2 separate regions of the Mus musculus genome follow, and region 1 is linked to region 2. Evidence: chromatin contacts called from ENCODE Hi-C or POLR2A ChIA-PET data. All regions are on one chromosome and are shown on one strand. Each heading gives the region's core, a stretch centred on a gene start or an enhancer-like site at or near the end of the contact. The rest is flanking DNA. Distances are from core to core; before and after follow the strand shown. Region 1 holds the start of Trim33 (tripartite motif-containing 33). Region 2 holds the start of Dennd2c (DENN/MADD domain containing 2C).

The links. A loop is a pair of places that touch in the nucleus more often than their neighbours do. ChIA-PET counts read pairs that join two places held with the same protein, here RNA polymerase II (POLR2A).
Region 1: a map of heart shows a loop between it and region 2 (2.0-fold over the local background). The contact joins the promoter of Trim33 here to the promoter of Dennd2c in region 2. A Hi-C loop is called at or near these places in 1 of 37 maps with a recorded cell type or tissue (heart). POLR2A ChIA-PET finds 5 or more read pairs at or near these places in 2 of 5 experiments (Patski and embryonic stem cell).

The regions. Positions count from the first base shown.
Region 1 is chr3:103,277,752-103,282,211 of GRCm38, forward strand. Trim33 (tripartite motif-containing 33) reads left to right here and starts at 1,542. Exons shown (of 20, transcript NM_053170.3): 1 at 1,542-2,695. The coding sequence starts at 2,128.
Region 2 is chr3:103,100,564-103,105,124 of GRCm38, forward strand. Dennd2c (DENN/MADD domain containing 2C) reads left to right here and starts at 2,096. Exons shown (of 19, transcript NM_001384113.1): 1 at 2,096-2,175.

The sequences.
Region 1 (4,460 bases), core at 292-2,791, 180 kb after region 2:
GAAATTTCTGCTTATGTACTGTTGTATTTATTACTGGAATACCAATGTCCTCCTCCGTGGTCCTGGAAATACAGAAAAGCTGGTAGATAATGATTAGATGCAGAAATCCTGTTCTCTTTGATACTTGTGGTTTTTGAACTTAGTGACAAAGCATATGGAAGTTAATGTGTTCTTTGCATACCTTTGCACACCTCAGTGACATACTTCCTCCTGATACTTTCAAGCCGTTCTGCTCCCAGGTGACCAACCATTTAAATAAATGAAACTATGGAGGCCATTCTTTGTTTTTGTTTTTTCTTTTGGTTATTTTGAGACAGGGTTTCTCTGTGTAGTCCTGGCTGTCCTGGAACTCACTTTGTAGACCAGGCTGGCCTCGAACTCAGAAATCCACCTGCCTCTGCCTCCTGAGTGCTGGGATTAAAGGCGTGGGCCACCAGGCCTGGCCACATGGAGGCCATTTTTATTCAAACGACCACAAGTGTTATCTCCTATTTTTCCTTTCCTTGTTGAAGCCATTCCTCTCACACTAATTCCAGGGTCTCTGTTTGCCTTAGGCCCTTTGTTTTTTGCCACCTGCTCCTGTCTGGAATACTCTTGTGCAAGCCAGGTTTCTTCACCTTATCAGCAGAGCCCTTGCTCAATCAGCACAAATCCTTTACACTCGCCTTATTTTTACTCCAAAGCATTTATCATTTCCCCCGACATACTCTCCATGTTCATCCTCTAAACTGTCAACTTCTTGAAGGCAGAGAGTTTCTTTGTTCTCCTGCAGGAACCCCAACGTTTCTATCTTAACACGAAAGTCAGAAGAGATTTTGAAGGAATTGATGAAAAACGCTTTTCTGTGAATTTAAAAACTCACCCAAATAAATTTCCTGTATAACTACGGTCTAGGACGGGCTTGTGAGACTCACATTAAAACAGCTGTTGCACTTACATCATTTCCCCTCCCCCATTTCTTTTTGGAGGCAAGGTCTCCCTATGAAGCCTGATGCTTAAGCTGGCCAGGAACTCAGCAGTCTCCCTGCAGGTGACTACAGGTGGGCACTATATCAAGTTACACTTGTTCTGGCAGCACTGGCTAAATGAAGGTCTGATGGCAGCCTGAGGCGGAGAGGCCCGATACCAACAAAACAAAACCCTTTCATAAAGCTTCTAAGATTGAGGTGGTGAGGACAGTCAGCTGGCCCACCCGGGGACGCCGAGTGAGATTCTCGGGATATAATATTGGTTAGAAACATGGTCTCCCAAACTGGCACATCAGCCGCAGGGACTTTTCAACATTCATCTGGTTTTCAACTTCCTGATTCTGTTTTGGGGTGTGGCCCTGGCATCTCTGTTTAGAAAAAAGCTCATTTGATTGGCTTTCAGGTATGTAGCAACGTTGGAGAATCACCTTAAGAAGCTAAAAATAGCTATTAGAAGACTTCTGTCTCACCGCAGGAGCCTATATCTGGAGACTTTTGGGGTGTGTGTGTACGTGGTGGGGGGAACTCTGCGCAGCCGCTCTCGGGTGTCACAGCCCTCTAGAGAACGCGGTCCAGCAACACCCAGCGAAGACCCAGGTGGTCCGCACCTCCTCGGTAGGAGGCCTCCGCGACCAAGCGCGCGACAGGTGAAGCTTCCGCGGTGGCGCGCCCGTCGCTGGGGATGGCGTCGCCGTGGAGACGCTCGCTCGGGGGCGAACGCAAGCCGGCCTCCTACTCCTGCATGTTTTCCCTCCCTTCTTCCCGCACCACCGCGGCTTCGGCGCTAGCAGCCACATCATAGAGACCCAGTTCCACCAGCTCCTACCGAGCTACACAACTCCAGCCGGGTGGCAACAGACCACACCGAGGCGCGGAGCTGCATCGCGGTCTGTCCCGCGAGCGCGCGCGGCCGGAGTTCCCGCCTCCCTCCGGAGGACGTCGGTGCGTACGTGCGCGTGCCCACCCCTCCCGCCCCGCGACGCGAGGGCGGGGGCGCCGCGTGCGCGCGCGCTCTCGTGCGTTCGCTCGCTCGCTCGCTCGCTACTTCGCTCGCTCTCGGCGGCCGCTCTTGCTGTGGCTGCGGCTGAGGCTGGGGGCGGCGGCGGCGGCGCGAGCGGCGGGCGGCGCGGGGCGGTCCGGCGGGTTCAAAGAGGAAAACATGGCGGAAAACAAAGGCGGCGGTGAGGCAGAGAGTGGCGGCGGGGGCAGCGGTAGCGCGCCGGTAACCGCCGGGGCCGCCGGGCCCACGGCGCAGGAGGCGGAGCCGCCTCTCGCCGCGGTGCTGGTGGAGGAGGAGGAGGAGGAAGGCGGCAGGGCTGGCGCGGAGGGCGGTGCGGCTGGGCCCGACGACGGGGGGGTGGCCGCGGCCTCCTCAAGCTCGGCCCCGGCCGCCTCGGTCCCCGCGGCCTCAGTGGGCTCCGCGGTCCCCGGAGGCGCGGCATCGACGCCGGCTCCAGCTGCTGCCCCAGCCCCGGCCCCGGCCCCGGCCCCGGCCCCGGCCCCCGCTCCCGCCCCGGCTCCTGGTTCCTCGTCGGGGCCACCTCTCGGACCACCAGCCTCGCTTCTGGACACCTGCGCGGTGTGTCAGCAGAGCTTGCAGAGCCGGCGCGAGGCGGAGCCCAAGCTGCTCCCCTGCCTGCACTCCTTCTGCCTGCGCTGTCTGCCGGAGCCGGAGCGCCAGCTCAGCGTGCCCATCCCTGGGGGCAGCAACGGTGACGTCCAGCAAGGTGAGCAGCAGGCCGCACCCGGGAGAATCTGGTGTGGCGGCTTGGGGTGCCGAGGGTGCTCGGACGGTGCAGTGCAGAGAGGTCTCCGAGACGAAAGCTACGGCCCCGGGGACGGTTACCAGAGAAGCTGCACCGCCGGAGATATGGGGAGAGAGAAGGGAGGGGTGCCGGCTGCGAGGGGCTGGGGGAGGGGATGCTGAGAGGGAGGTTTGAGGCGCTTCTGCAGAGGGTGGACTAAAGAGACAGAAAAGGGGTGTACCGAACCCTCCGTGAGAAGTGAGTTGGGGTGGGAAGGCCTGGTCCGACAGTGTTGATAGCTAGGGGTTGGAATGGATTGCTTATTGGCCTGTTCGGTTAAGAGAAAGAGCTACCGATTAAATGGTAATAAAAGACATTGGAGTCCTTGGGTTAGAAGAAGGCACTAGGGTGACATTGCGATGAGGAGCTTGGTAAGTGATATTAGTTGTGAGGGGCCTGCGTGGTTAAGGGGAAATCCTGGGATTTGAGGATGAAGAGAGGAACTTGGAAGGGAAGAGTGTCAGGGAGAGTTGGGCTTATGTTATTTCATTTGTTATGCATTAATAGCTCAAGTATTCAGGGCACTGTGCTAGAACTGAATAAAATGCTCAGTGAGGACTCCTTCAGTCCAGTAGTGGAACCCTGTGTCACCTGAAGCAGTAGAGGTGTGGGTATCATGGTTGTGGCATTAGAAGGAAGGCCTGGCTGGAAAGCTTGAGTGACCACTTCGCGGGGGCGGACAGTATTCCCAGCACAGGACACTTTCTACAACTCTAACTAAAGGATGGTATGTAAGATGACTGGAAGTTAGATTGGATTAATTGGCTACATAGTTAAGGAAGTCCATCCTTCCAGTTTCTGGAAACTGTGTTTGGATTTGAGATGCCATATTGGATTTTTCTGTTTCCTAGAAAGATCTCTTGTGTAGTACTCTAGCAGGGTACTACATGCCCATTATGAAAGTGTTTCTATATAGAAATTAAATAAATATACTATGGGTAGATAACATCCTACAACTAATAGGCGTTCTGATGAGCTTGCTAAAAGGTTTATATTTCAAAGCTTTTTTATTTTTTAAAGATTTATTTATTTATTATATGTAAGTACACTGTAGCTGTCTTCAGACACTCCAGAAGAGGGGGTCAGATCTTGTTACAGATGGTTGTGAGCCACCATGTGGTTGCTGGGATTTGAACTCTGGACCTTCAGAAGAGCAGTCGGGTGCTCTTACCCACTGAGCCATCTCACCAGCCCTATTTCAAAGCTTTTGAATTAATTTTGGAACTTCAGGGAAGGGATTGTGGACTGTCCTAAAGGGTTGTTTGGTATTTATCCTGTAGACCAGAGGACCTTCCTGAAGGGTCTCTTTTATCCTAGGCTATAGGGTGACCTTGAACTTTTAATTCTATTGCTTTTGTCTAACTTCAGGGAGTACAGCCATTCATTCACCACAACTTCTGGATTTATGCAGTGCTGCTGATGGAATGGGGAGTGGGGACTTCATGGTCAGTTGAACTAGCCCAACTCTGGAAGAGTTTTTATATCAAGAGGAAAAATAATCATGTCTTGATCCAGAAAATATGGCTTAGCGCATTTGGAGGAATGAGGAGAGGCATGACTGCAGGTGGGAAGACCGGTTAGGAGAACTTTTGCCAATTCTAGGGAAGAAAATGTGTGGACTGGGCAGTAAAGACCTGTAGTAGCTGTTACACAGGGCACATTTGATAGTAGGGTGGGTGTTAGCTTT
Region 2 (4,561 bases), core at 846-3,345:
GAAAATGAGCACTTGTGAGCAGTACTGAGGGAAGAGCTATCCTAGTGGGGGAGTCTTAGCTTGCTGAAGCAGGAGACCTCTGAAACGTGTTAGAAATATCCCTACTAGGTACAGTGGTGCATGTCTTCAGTCCCACACTCTGGAGGCAGAGGCTCTGAGCTTAAATAAGCCTGTTTTACATAGTGAGTTCCAGGACAGACAAAGCTACATAGTGAGGCCCCATCTATAGATAGATAGACAGACAGACAGGAAGACAGACGAGAGAGGGGAAAGAAGGAAAGAGGGAGAGGGGGAGGGGGAGGGGAGGGAGAGTACTTCCTGTTAGGAGATGCTCCAGCTATCCAGATTATATTTGCTCACACACAACTGTGTTGCCATCTAGTGGTTGGGTTGATAATTCACTGTTTATTAAAAAGGGGGTTATGGACTAAACATAAAGATTTTTTTTTTTTTTGGACACCAAAAGTATAAGAAAGATTTCATTCTACTTTCAAGTTTTTCACCCCTGAGGTTGTGAGATGTGTGGAGAGCACATCCCTCAAGACTTATCACAATGAAATTCGAGCAAATTCCTGAGTGTTTTCACTTTCTGCACAGGTAGCCGTGAGCTTAGGTGTGCCCCTTGGGACGTGCTCATACTAGCTGTGGGGTAAGACTCCTCTTCCCCATTCTTGAAGTTCAAATTGCTTTTCGGGGAATATTTATCAAGGACCTGATTTTATTTCATGTTGGCTTCCTAGTCACTAAAATAATACAAATTACTATGTATTATCTTCAGACTTAAAGGACACCTCTCACCATTAGGTGTAGCTCCATCCTACCCATGAGAGGGCAGTAGAACACATGCATGTTAATTAACGTTCATCTTGGAATTCAAATCTTCATCCTGCTAAAGAATCTTCGTGGATGCAAACTTCAAAATGTAAATCTTAAAAACGCTGTTTTAGTCCCGAATTTCACCTTGTACAACTATCTGTGATACTTTCCAAACAGACTAGATTAAATGCCACTTGTGTTGGCTCAGGACTATGCTTGCACCCCAGAAGCAGGGGTAGGAGGATAAGAAGTTTGAAAAATAATAAAGAACACACATGTCTACATTTAAAGACATACACATTAGGTAAGGGATCAATGGAGTTTGCAATGTATTCCAAACCATATTTACATTTATTTCCTCACTGGAGTATTTTAAAGGAATTGTCAATACTTCTCCCTCAGGTAGAAAGTAATCCTTTTACTGTCCCCACCTCATGTCCCCACCTCATAGCTTCACAAGGGATTGGGACTTTTTTTTTTTTTTCCAAGTCTTGGTTGAGTTGGCTGGTGACAGTCATCCGCGATGTGTAATTAAACACCTCTCTGTGGCAGTCTTCTATTTTGGTACCTCTGTGTGAACAAGCCAGGGAAGTTTGGTTACCAGACACAAGGTCGGATGGAGTGGGTGGGGTGGAGTGGGGCGGGGCGCGGTGAGGTGGGGCAGTTAGATCGTGCTGGGAAATAGGTTCCACTCATCCCAGTCTCGCAGAGTGAAACTGGGCTATTCTTGCAGCAGGCACAGAGCCATGTGCATACCTGAGCAAGATCGTGTGGTAGGGAGAATTTAAGCGTGAGTCTCAAGTGGGTGTGGCAACCCAGTCGGCACCCGGACTAGGCACCAAAGGCATCCGGCTTGTGATTCCAAACCCGGGGCCAGGTGCGTTATTGGCATCTCTTTACTAGCTGGCATTCCCGATGAATGTTTGCTCCCTGAGCTGCTTTGGGGTTTTCTTAAAGAAGTTGCTGTTTGGCTCCTCTGGTTCTACTAGGCTCTGCCTTGCTGTAAAGGTCTGTCTCGTGTAGTCGCACAGACCGTAGATCCGGAGATAGAGCTTTGGCTCCAGGCCTGGGCAGGGGCTGCACCGTGGAACCAGCGCGGTGCAGCGCACACTGGTACCCCAGCGCTGGGGGCGGAGAGACCGCCTGGCGTGGGTTCCGAGCCTTGAGGAGAGCCCTGGAAGGACAGAGCCTTACTGGGTGAGCTCGGGGGCGTGCCCAGGCAAAAGAGGGCGTGTCTTAGCCTGGAGGGCGGGGACTGCGGAACCTGTGGGGGCGGGACGAAGATGTGGGCGCTGGATCCCAGAGGCCACCGACGCGAGTCTGGGATCCCTGCGCGAGGCGGCGTCGCGGCCCAGGCAGGTAGGCGACGGGATGCAGCGAGGGAGTGGGGCCATGGGGCCTCTGCCGCTCAGCTGTTGGCGTCGCCCCATGGCGTCCCGTGTGTTCGTGGTCAGCCGAGAGCTGGGTACCTCGGGCCAGGGGAAGGCGGGTGTCAGCCTGCGAGCCGCGGGCGCGGTCGGGGGTGCAGGGCCGGGGAGCCCAGGCGCTCGCCGCCGCGAGGAAACGCGCCTATCAGGCGGTCTTGAACTTGGACGTGCCCGGACGGAGCACTTCAGACAAGCGGTAAAGCGTGTGTTCGCGCGCTTTGCTTCGGAACTACGGGGCAGGCACGATAGAGGAAGTCGTCAAGTAGTTTTTTAAGATAAAATTCCTACAGTGGGACTGGAGTAGGACTGTGGAGTAACCAGGAGAGAAGATGATGATTAGATTGTGAGTCAAAAGGCTTCGCTCTGGAGCTCAGAGCCGCAAACAAACCGTCACACCTCCGTCAGGGTTAACTCTAAGAGGTGTGTGTCCCCGGAGTGCAAAACTGGGACGCTCATGGGTTCTCATGTTCTGAGAGGAATGACAGTGTTCTACAAATGTCAGGCATTGTTGTTTGATACACACACACATGCACCCCGGAGCATGTGTAGTTTGTAAAACTACTAAGTGCCTAGTACAGTAGGCACCCTGGTAAACCTTTATCCCAAAGCTACTACTGATTCGCCTGTATTGTTAGAGAAAGTTCTAACTTCTGTTTACTATGTAAATAAGTTATCTAAGCGTCATTTCCACATAATCACCATTGTTTGAAGAGCAGAGCTATTCTTAACTGAGTCATGACATTTTCTAAAATAGCATGCTATCTGTATACCGTAGTGCAATCATTTACCATGAAGCTTGTACCAATCAGAAAATCTGTTACTTTGCCTTAGATTAGCTGAAGGTATTTCATAAAGTGAGCTGAGAGTACTGCCTCAAAACAAGACTTTTATTTTGCAAATTCAGGGGCTGCTTATAAAAAGATCTGAGTTCTCTAAAACAAAGTTAATGTGTGGCTGTGGCATTTGTACAGTTTTTATTATAGACATTTGTGTTCTCTACTTGTGTGTGTGTGTGTGTGTGTGTGTGTGTGTGTGTGTGTGTGTGTATTTTAGGGAGAGATGGGAAATTTAAAAAGGAATAGCAGTCTGTAACCATGAGGTTTCTACTAGGGATACGTAAGAGTGATCTGGAGTATTTTCAAAGACAGAAACCAGCAACTGTAGTAATTGTGTCTCAAGGCCTCTTGTTAGTCTGTTAAATGTGGCAATTGACTTTTTTTAGATGCAGAAATATCAGTGTTTTTGATTGAGAACAGTAGGCAATTTCTTTCCTTTTCTTATTTAAAATTTAAAATTAGGGCATGTTTGTCACCAACGTGCAAAGAATCCTGGGTTCAATCCCAGTACTTCATAACTGGGTATGGTGGTGGTCCCATCCCACTCAGCATAAGAGAGGTGCAAGAAGGGACTCAGAAACTCCAGGTCACTCCTTACTATGTAATGAGTTTGAGGCCAGCCTGGGATAGTGTGACTCTGTAAAAAAGCAAAACAAAACAAAGTTAAAAATTCCTCATATTACAGGGCTTGCGAGATGCTTTGGGAAATGAGGGCACTTCTTGCCAAATCTGAAGACCTGAGTTCAATCCCCAGGCCATGTAGAAGGACTTAGCCAGCTATGTAGATTGTCCTCTGACCACAAAATGTGTCCCAACACATTGCCCCTTCCCCAAAGTAATAAATGTAATAAATTTATTTATTTATTATGTGTATATGTGTGGGCACCCAAGGTGCATGTATGGAGGACAGAGGGCCATTTGTAAAACTTAATTTCTCCTTCTCTTGCATGGTGCTGGGGATTGAACTTGGGCTCAGTGGCAAGCACCCCTACCCACTGAGCTAAGTCACTAGTCCTTCCTTTCTGTCCTTGTAGGATGAGACTAGGGTTCTGTGACTACTGCTATCAGTGAACCACATCCCTGCCTCCAACTGGAAATCATATTACTAGTAAAAGATTTGTAGTGATCCTTATGTGCTAGGCAAGGATTGTAGAGCATTGTGTACCACAGTGGAGTTTAGTGGAGTGCAAGAGGGAAAACTACGAGTAAATAATCCGATCCGGTGCTGCTTTAAGAGTTTTATTTGTGGGGCTGGAGATGACCCAGTGGTTAAGAGCACTTGTTGCTCTTCCAGAGAACGTCAGTTCCCAGCACCCATGTCTGGTAGTTTACAGCTGCATGTAACTCCAGCTACATGGGATCTGACGGTCGTTTCTGCCTTCCAAGGACAACTGCATACAGGTAACATGTGCTCACATATACATACATATAAATAAAAACAAATCTCTAGCCCAGTGTAATGGTGCATGCCTTTACTCTCAT